Linked DNA regions of Mus musculus: region 2 is linked to region 1. Evidence: chromatin loops called from intact Hi-C (ENCODE). Cell type or tissue: heart. All regions are shown on one strand. Each heading gives the region's core, and the rest is flanking DNA. Links, peaks and the distances in the headings are about the cores only.

Region 1 (4,674 bases), core at 1,156-3,655:
GACAGGTAGGTCTCTGGCTGCTGCTACACAGCAAGTTCCAAGGCTATGTACTGAGAATCACAGGATATCTGGACTTTGGTTTCTGGCTTCTCTTTTTCTTTTTCTTTTCTTTATTTTTTTAAAGATTTATTTATTTTATATATGTGAATACACTGTCACTGTCTTCAGACACACCAGAACAAGGCATCAGATCCCATTACAGATGGCTGTGAGCCACCATGTGGTTGCTGGGACTTGAGCTCAGGACCTCTGGAAGAGCAATCTGCTCTTAACTGCTGAGCCATCTCTCTGGCTTTTCTTACCGCATTAGAACACTTCCACGTGATAAAAACTGGCTCTGGAGGAGCAAGAGAATGCACTCTTTGCAGAGAACACCGTGCAACACATGGTCTCAGTTCGCATACTCCCTGGGGCCTCATCTCTTGCCAGCTTGGTTTCTGGAGACAATTGAGTTTGGGGATTCCATCCCAAGACATGGAGACTATTGTCATTACTGTCCCCTTGAAGGCTGGACCACTGACATCTAGAGTTGTTGCAACCCCGCGTATAGAACACTCAGAGGCACTTGGTAGCTTCTACAAGGTTACCTGTCTGCCTCTAGGGCACCCTAATGCCGACCTGTTCACTTAAGGGACTCCAGCTTTACAACCAAGGTCTGGGACCTTGGGGACATCATGCAACAACTTTGAATGACAACTTCAAGGCTGTTTTCTCCCTTTTGAGGGTAACAACATAAACATCCCCACCTCTCAAGGTGTCTAGCAACAGCTCTCTCTCTCTCTCTTTCTCTGGTCTTTTTCGAGACAGGGTTTCTCTGTGTAGCCCTGGCTGTCCTGGAACTCTGTAGACCAAGCTGGCCTTGAACTCAGAAATCCGCCTGCCGAGTGCTGGGATGAAAGGAGTGCGCCACCACGCCCGGCTTCTATGTGTGGGCTTTTACTGTGGTGGCTCAGTTAGTGCTTGTGCCCTTTGTCCACCCCATGTGCCAATGTCCACTCACCAGTAGTACAGACCACTGGGCACCACCAGGAGCAGGGCAGGTCCTGGCATGTGGCTCTCAGCCTTGCAGGTGGTGAAACAGCCACTGAAGTACATGAAGAGGATGAGGAAGAAGGGGATGTACCTGTGACAGAGAGGCAACAGCTTCACACGCCTGGCCAGGGGCTGTCCCCACCACCTTCCCACTGGTCCTAGTGTGTCACCGTGTTGGCATGTCATGCACACTGCTCTACTTCCAGCCTTTTCTGCCCTAAGAGTCAAGGTGGGAGGAACAGAAACTAAAAGGTAACTCTCATGCAAAGGCTCCTGTGTTAAAACTGAGGGGAAGGAGTGGGCGCCATGGTAACCACCTCCTGCCTGCCTTCCCTCTCTGGGCTTGGTGCCCGCCCTGTCCTTCATTCCACATGGAGATGAGGGGATGAGAGGCTCTGTCCCATCCATGTCCCTCAAATACCAGCAAGTCCAGTGCCACACTAGCCTGGCTACTGGGCTACCCAGCAGGGCTGAGGTCTGAGAGAACACAGTGCTGGGGGAGCCAAGGAGAGCTGTGAAGGCCCTCACTCACCCTCAGCCCACAGTCTCTATCCCATCCGAGAGTATGGCTTCTCCCCCTCCACACGGAGGGCTCCCTTTCTATTCCAACACACACACACACACACACACACACACACACACGTGCGCAAGCACACAGGCACACACAGGCACACTTGCTCATCACTCCTGCTCACATGCAACCGTTTTCTGTCCAGTGACACCCCGACCCTCAATCCCCAGTCCACCCCCCCAACCTCTCCTGAGTTCTCAGCTTGTTCCTCCTCTCCCTACTTCCAAAGGGAGGAGTCATCTATCTGTCAAGGTCAGGAAGAGCTGGCAAGAGAGGCCTTTCTGAACCAAGAGGATGAAGACCTATAACCTCAGACAGACCCAGAGACACCAGTGCTGGGCATGTGTGGAGGGAAGCGCCTCGCAGTGCTAGCCCATCACCTCCTAGCTAACAACTGCTCTCACCTCTTTCCTCTGGCTTTAGTTCATCTTGTGTAGGATGAAGGAAGAGGAAACCCTTTACTTGAGCCCTGTGTCTCTGACTCTGACCTCTCATGCCTGAGATTTTCCTGAGAGCAGCAGTAGTGGCGATGGTAGAGAGATTCCCCTGGGAGAATGTTCTAAGATGGGGAATACAATCTGTGGCACCCAGACCTGGCCCTGCTGGATCTTCTCAGCTTTCTACGCCCACAACTGTCTCCTGCACCAGACCCACAACTCTCTGTGTGTTTGTTTATCAGGACTAGGCTCCACCCTCCCCAACCCCAGGCTCATGAGGACGAGCATCTGCTTGCTGCCCTCTAGTGGCCGCTGTGGGAACTTCATGTAGGAAGGAGGCTCTAGGAGGCCCCCTTAAGGCCAAAGGAAAGTAGCTGGGTCTTCCTAGCATGCTGACCAGGGGTCCCACTCATAAAACCTTCACTGAGCAGAGAATACCATCCCAGATGTTCCACTCAATAGCTGGAGACCTGGGATCCAGGGAGCCTTGTCCAGTATCTCTTGGTGCCTGGACCCTGGATGGAACCTAGAGCAGTCAGCCGGTCACTCACCACATGCAGTGGCCCAGGTACTCGTCATAGTAGTACAACAGCTCAAAGGAGTCGATCTGAGAAGGCACAGGGGTGGCAGAGTGAGGGGGGCTGGGACCCACCCCTGCCCCCCTCTCTACCCTCCACCCACACACACCATTCTCATTCCCTCCCTAGGGTACCAGATGGGCCATGAGGAGCCAGTCACTGGGTCTTGCTATATAAACCAGGCCGGTCTTGAACTTGTAGCAATCCCCTTAGTCTCCTGAGTGCTGGGGTTATAGACGTGCACCCCACAGCCAGTCAGACACCGTGTCCCTTTGCAATTAGGAGCATACTAGTTTGGGTGACAGTAGACAACAGTGCCTTCCCTCACTTAGGTGCATGCTTGTAATTTGGAGGTAGACAGGAGAATCAGGAGTTCAAGGTCACCCTTGCCGACTTATACAATCTATGGTCAGCCTGGGCTACAGGAGTCATGAGGACTGGCAGGGGAGGCAGCCTCACCAGAGTCTCCGGCTTGAGGTTCTTGATAATGGGGTTCTCTCTGACGGACAGGTGGTGCTGGTACCCACTGAAGAGCAGGCGATGGTTGACTGAGTCTCCCACCAGGTGGATGCTGGCTCCCATGATGAAAGTGATGATGCTGACATAGACTATAGACCGCGGCAGCGTTCGGGGGGACCGCTCAATAAGCTGAGGTGAAGAATGAGGGCCATGGCATGCCCCTGCCTCAATTACGATGTGTGATAACCCTTCCCTCAGAAAAAAAAACGGGATAGAAAGTCCCTCTGGAAGTTGTGAGTTCCTTAGCAGGGCAGCCTAGCTACTGATCATGGTGGAGTGTAAACCCAGCAGGGTCTGACGAACTCACACTTCCTCTCCAGGAACATGAGGTGGAAGAGTTAGAGGCGGGATCAGAGCTTCAAGGTAGGCGTCCTGACCAGGCCTGGCCCTTCCACTACCTCAGTGTGTCCTATGTGTGCCTTAGGTGGGCTAGCATGATGCACAGATCTGAGTTTTGAGTGGCAGGCCCTAGCAAACAGAAAATGTCAGGGTGTATGAAATGAGCGTGGAAGTTCTAAAAACCACAGAAACTGAATCTTGAGGCCACTGTAATCTCCTACTGTTAGAGATTTGAAATGTCTTTCATTTTAAATTTTTTGTAAAAATTTACTTATTTTATGTATATGAGTACACCATAGCTGTCTTCAGACACACTAGAAGAGGGCATCAGATCCCATTACAGATGGTTATGAGCCACCATGTGGTTGCTGGGAATTGAACTCAGGATCTCTGGAAGAGCAGTCAGCACTCTTAACAGACGAGCCATCTTTCCAGCCCTCATTTTTAAAGAAACATTTACCGATTTCTTGTGCGTATGTATATGGGTACACATGTAAAGGTCAAAGGGCAATCTGTGGGCATTGTTTCTCTTTTCTGTCATGTGGGGAGGAAAGTCAGGCCATCAGGCTTGGCAGCCCCCGACCCACTGAACCAGCTTACAGCTTATGACACGGGTGTGCGCGCATGCATGCGTGAGAGAGAGAGGGAGAGGGAAGGGGAGGGGGAGGCGGAGAGGATGGGAGGGAGACAGGCCAGTCTGTACCTTTAGCAGCAGGAAGGGCGTGATGATGTTGTAGGTCATGTGAAAGTAGTCCCCGACACTTGGCTTGTTGAGAGGAAACCACTGGATCGGGAATACCAGCTGGGGAGAGAGCATCACTCACAGGGAGGCCTGCAGGCCACTGACACCAGCCCCTCAGACACTGAGCGCTTCGCTTCCTGTGTTCTCTTGGAACCCCTTTAGCAGTCCCAGACCTAATGGACTCCCAGAGAGAAACTGAGTCCCCCAGTCAATAAGTGGACTGTCCCAGTCATAAACGATACACAGATATCCAGGCCCCTCTACATGATAGCACTTTTCCCCCCAATTTTTATTTTTTAAAGTTTTATGTTTTATTTAATCTTCCATCTAAGGACAAAACACATTTACAATCTAAAATCCTTCATAATTTGAAAACCTTTCTTTTTTCCTTTGGCCTTTTTTTAAACCCAAACTACACTATCATAGTCACATCTGTTTTATTTCACTGGTTGCCCG
Region 2 (4,674 bases), core at 1,227-3,726, 260 kb before region 1:
GGAAAGAGGGAGATTAAAAATTAAATCTTAAAAAGGGGGTTGGGGGGCTGGTGAGATGGCTCAGTGGGTAAGAGCACCCGACTGCTCTTCCAAAGGTCTGGAGTTCAAATCCCAGCAACCACATGGTGGCTCACAACCATCTGTAACGAGATCTGACGCCCTCTTCTGGAGTGTCTGAAGACAGCTACAGTGTACTTACATATAATAAATAAATAATAATTTAAAAAAGGGGGGGGATTGGGGTGGGGCTTTGAAAAAGTGTGAGTGGCCCCAAGTAAGCACCAAGATTCATCAAATACTCACAATCCGATCACCATAAGTCTATACGTTTCTTTTATTTTTCCCAGTGCAGGACCAGTTTCATCAAAACATCAGTAGACTTCACACTTACAGGAAGAAGATGGACATGAGTGACTACTCATGGCTTCTCAGTCCTGTGACAGAGGATGGTAAATGCACCTGTGACAACACACAAGTGCGCCTTGACATCAACCTCCCATTTGTTTATAATGAAGGGCAGCTGACCCACAGCCACCTCTGCCTTCTGCATGCAGTCTGCGTGCGTGTGTGTGTGTGTGTGTGTGTGTGTGTGTGTGTGTGTGTGTCTGTGTGTCTGTGTGTCTGTGTGTCTGTGTGTCTGTGTGTGCGCGCGCACTCTCGAGCGTGCAGGAGCGAGCAGGAGTTCCACAGGCACAGTGCAGGAGGTAGCTGAACTCCAGGAGAGACTCCACAGTGGGTGTGACATGTTACCTGCTGCTCATTACACCCTCACAGCTTGAAAGCTCCTTGAATTACCCAAGTTGGCTCCTGTCCTTCAAGGCTAGCCTGTACCATCAGCCACTGGAGGAGGCCACATTCTTAGGAAATACAATAAAAGGAAGCAGTCAGTCTGGGGGATGTAGCCAGGTGAAAAAGCATGCTTGCATGATTTAACATGCAAGATCCTGGCCTTACACACACACCCTTGCATGCACACACATACGCAGGAAGTATTAAGAGGTATTTTGAGAATGGTAGGTCTGAGATGGTGATAAGCACCATTCCTTAGTAAGAAGTATTAGTAACAATCCCTCCCTTAGAAAGGGCTGTGTGTACAGCACTGTCTCTCTCGGCTTCTCTTTACTTACTCATTTGGATTTCTTTTCTTCCTTTCTTTTCTTTTTCTTTTTTTTTTCCTTTTCTTCCTTTCTTTTTTTTTTTTTTTTTTTTTTTTTTTTTAGATCCTTTGAGTACCTCTGGTTGACCTGGAGATCACAGTGATTGGCATGCATTTATTTTCAAGTGCTGGGAGGCCTGCTTCATTTACTTTTGATTTTTATAAAAGTGCATATATTTTCCATTATGGTGGTGCATGCAGCTCTTGGGATGCATAATCAGGCAGACCTCCGAGTTTCAGGCCACCCTGCCCTACATAGCAAGTCCTAGGACAGCCAGTCTATACCGTGAGACTTTCTCAAAAGTAAATATAGAAAGAAAGGAAGGGAGGAAGGGAGGAAGGAAGGGAGGAAGGAGACTGTTAACGTGTGTGGAGGTCTGCGGACATGCAAGGATCACTTCTCTCCTCCCATCATGGGTTCCTGGGATGGAACTCAGGTCCTAAGGTTTATACCTGCTAAGCGTCCACATACAAACTTTTCATATTTTTGAGACAAATTCTCACTTTATAATTCAGGCTGGTTTTAGACTTAACTGTATAGCCCAGGCTAGACTCCAACATGCATTCCCCCTGCCTCAGCATCCTGAATGCTGAGATTACAGGCATGCACCACCACACCCAGCCTGAAATGACTGAATAAGTATATTTATCTGAATTTGAAGGGCCTCCAGGAACCAGCAGTAGGAAGGCAGTATTTGCATTTTAAGAGCTGGAAAGCCTCCAGCTGACTGCTTGCGTTTATGTCTGGATGGCCCGGCCACTTGGGAACTGTGCCATTCCACAAGTGACTTACCTGTTCTTAGCTTCTCTGCCTTCATCTTTAAAGTGAAAATAATAGTACACATTTTATTACTGGGAGGAGGCTGGGCCAGCCTTTCAGTGACCAGAGCATCTGTGATGTTCAAAGGGTGTGGGCAGCCAGGGAGAATTATCCAACTAATAGTATAATTACCTTATTACGTTAACAGTATCACTTCAAAGGGATATTGGGAGGAAGGTACACGCAGAGGAACACGGCAGAGGCCGGTAGTGCGTGCTGTCAACATTATTCAGGTCCCTATTTTGCAAATGAGGAAATCAAACCCCTGATGCAGAACATGAAGCTAGTGGGTGGCAGGGCTGGCCCTGAAGTCCAGGCGGGTCCAGTATCCTCCAGCTGCCCAGCTGGGATGCAGACAACCCCCGCCCCCGCCAGAAGGCACCCTGGGAACGGAAAGCTGGCCGCCCTCCAAGTCCTAGGGCGCCCTGGAGCTGAGTCCTGCTGCCCCTCCCCCACTCGGGAACAAAGTGCACTTCTGCAGTTGGGGGAACATTCCAGCAAACCGAAAGCACTGCGGGGATGACCCAGCGGCTGCTTCCCGCAAAGGGGCGCGAGAACATCGTGGGCCCTAGACCGGCCTTCGGGGACCGCCCGCACCGGCCGGGGTGTGCACCCGCAGTTGCACGCAAGGAATCCTCTGTCGGGTTAGTGATGCTTGGCCAGGACAGGCGTCCCGCCAAGCAAGCGCACAGCTCGCTCCTGCTCTCCCTGCCGCCCCTAGCTCTTCCTGTTCTGGAAAATAAGGACAAGGAGAGCCTGCAGAGTGAGCTCCTGTGATCCCACAGTAGACCATAGCCTTTCGTTTTGGTTGTACGCCCCCCATCCCCATACTTTGCCCAGTATTTGCACGCATGGCCACATGGATTAACAATGGGGTCCCACCATTGTACAGTTGATATTTAACCCACTTTTCAGAGCAGTTTTAGGTTAACAGAAACTTGTAGGATACCCTTTCGGGCCTCTTTCCCAGCATCCCCAGCTCCTCTGGTTTGGCTTTTTGCTTTTCTAACCCTGGATCCACAGAATCTCTGCATTTCTATTCACTACTCGGTTGAAGGGCCGATCTGTACTGAAAAGTCATCAGCTTTTGGCAAAGGCAGCCGTCACTGCAGAATCCTGCTCCCCCTTCAGCCTGTGCTGGTTAATGTTAATTGTCAACTTGGTAAGCTCTGGAGTTACCCCAAGATGGGCCTCTGGCCATGCCTGTGGGGACTTATCTTGACTTTTTTTTTTTTTTTTTTGGTTTTTGAGACAGGGTTTCTCTGTGTAGCCCTGGCTGTCCTTGAACTCACTTTGTAGACCAGGCTGGCCTCGAACTCAGAAATCCTCCTGCCTCTGCCTCCCGAGTGCTGGGATTAAAGGCGTGTGCCACCACGCCCAGCTATCTTGACTTTTTTTTAATGGAGGTGGGAAGACTCACCCACTGTGGACAGAATCATTCCTGGCGCTAGGATCTTGGACCAAGTACATGGAGAGCCAGAGCTGGGCAGCAGATGAGTTGACTTCTCCACCTTGAACTGTGGCAAAAATGCACCCTTTCCCTCTCAAATTGCTTTCGTCAGGGAGAAAAATAAGACACAGCCCCAGAGCAGCACTGTAGTTTTCTGGTTTTGTCTGTTTTTATTTCTTTATGTTTTCATCTCTATGTTTTTGTTTATTCCACAGTGCCCTTTGTGAATTTTTCAGAATGGCTTCCTTCACTAAGTAGTATGTTCTTAAGTTTCTTTCATGTTTTTGTTTTTGTTTTTATAGCTGAGAGCTCATTTATTAAGTCTGCTTAATTATATCCCATGGTATTGTTGAACTGTTGAACTTCAGTTTACTAATTCACCTTTTGAATTGTCTACAACTGTTGAAAATTATGGTATCTTTGTTAATTTTGATTTTTTTTTTTTTTTACTAAATTTATGTGCTAATTTTTATGTCAAGCTGACACAGGCTAGAGTAATTTTGGTAGTGGGAACCTCAAAAGAGAGAATACCTCCACCAGGTTGACTAATAGACTCATTCTATGGCGCATTCTCTTGATTGATGGTTTATATGAGTGGACCCAGCCATTGTGGATGGTGGCACCTGCGGGCTGATGATCCTGGATGTGGTAAGAAAGTCGCAAGGGGCAAGCCAGTGATTAGTGGCCCTCCATGGCCTCTGTATCAGCTCCTGCCTCCATGGTCCTGCTCAATTTTGAGTTCCTGCCCTGACTTCTCTGTGATGGACTGATGTGGAAGTGTAAGCTGAAATAAATTCTTTCCTTCCACGTTGCCTTTGGTCATGGTGTTTCATCACAGAAATTGGAACCCTAAGAATAATTAATTAATGAATTTCCTGTGAGGGAAAGGTGTGGATGTACCATTACTGTGTGTGTAGAGGTTAGAGAACAGCTTGCAGGGGGAGCTTTTACCTTCTACCCTGTATAGAACACAGGCTTAGTCGCAAGCATCTTTTCCTGCCAAGCCATCTTGCTGTCCATTTTGACAATCATGAATGAAACTTTTTGTTGTTTTGGGAAAGGGTCTTTTGTTGTTTTGGCTAAGGCTGGTCTTGAACTTCCTGCGTAGTTGGACTTTGAACTTCTGATCTCTTGCCTCCACCACCTAAGGTCTAGAGTTTCTGGAGTTTGCCACTATGCCATGCCTGGTTTATGTGGTGCTGGGGACTAAGAGAGGGCTTCGTGTATGCTAGAGAAGAGTTCTACTAA

Evidence for each region. Peaks named below come from ENCODE experiments on the same cell type or tissue, not always from the same donor. Only the 100,000 strongest peaks of a DNase experiment are listed, where the experiment ranks them.
Region 2: it touches region 1 in a loop (3-fold over the local background); 6 of 42 quality-filtered maps call a loop at or near these places.

The regions. Positions count from the first base shown.
Region 1 is chr9:62,845,558-62,850,231 of GRCm38, reverse strand. Cln6 (ceroid-lipofuscinosis, neuronal 6) reads right to left here. Exons shown (of 7, transcript NM_001033175.3): 3 at 4,180-4,278; 4 at 3,078-3,266; 5 at 2,592-2,647; 6 at 1,001-1,123. It also overlaps the pseudogene Gm10653. Among named protein-coding and RNA genes, the nearest start is that of Cln6, 9.1 kb to the right of the region's middle. In heart, for the core only: a CTCF peak has its summit at 2,372 (motif pointing left); DNase peaks (open chromatin) are centred at 1,411 and 2,351; H3K27ac peaks cover 638 bases.
Region 2 is chr9:63,107,131-63,111,804 of GRCm38, reverse strand. It overlaps Gm35658 (a long non-coding RNA gene), which reads right to left. Exons shown (of 3, transcript XR_870837.2): 3 at 3,572-4,674. Among named protein-coding and RNA genes, the nearest start is that of Gm35658, 16 kb to the right of the region's middle. In heart, for the core only: CTCF peaks have their summits at 2,469 and 3,110; DNase peaks (open chromatin) are centred at 2,394 and 3,054; H3K4me3 peaks cover 1,397 bases; H3K27ac peaks cover 1,884 bases.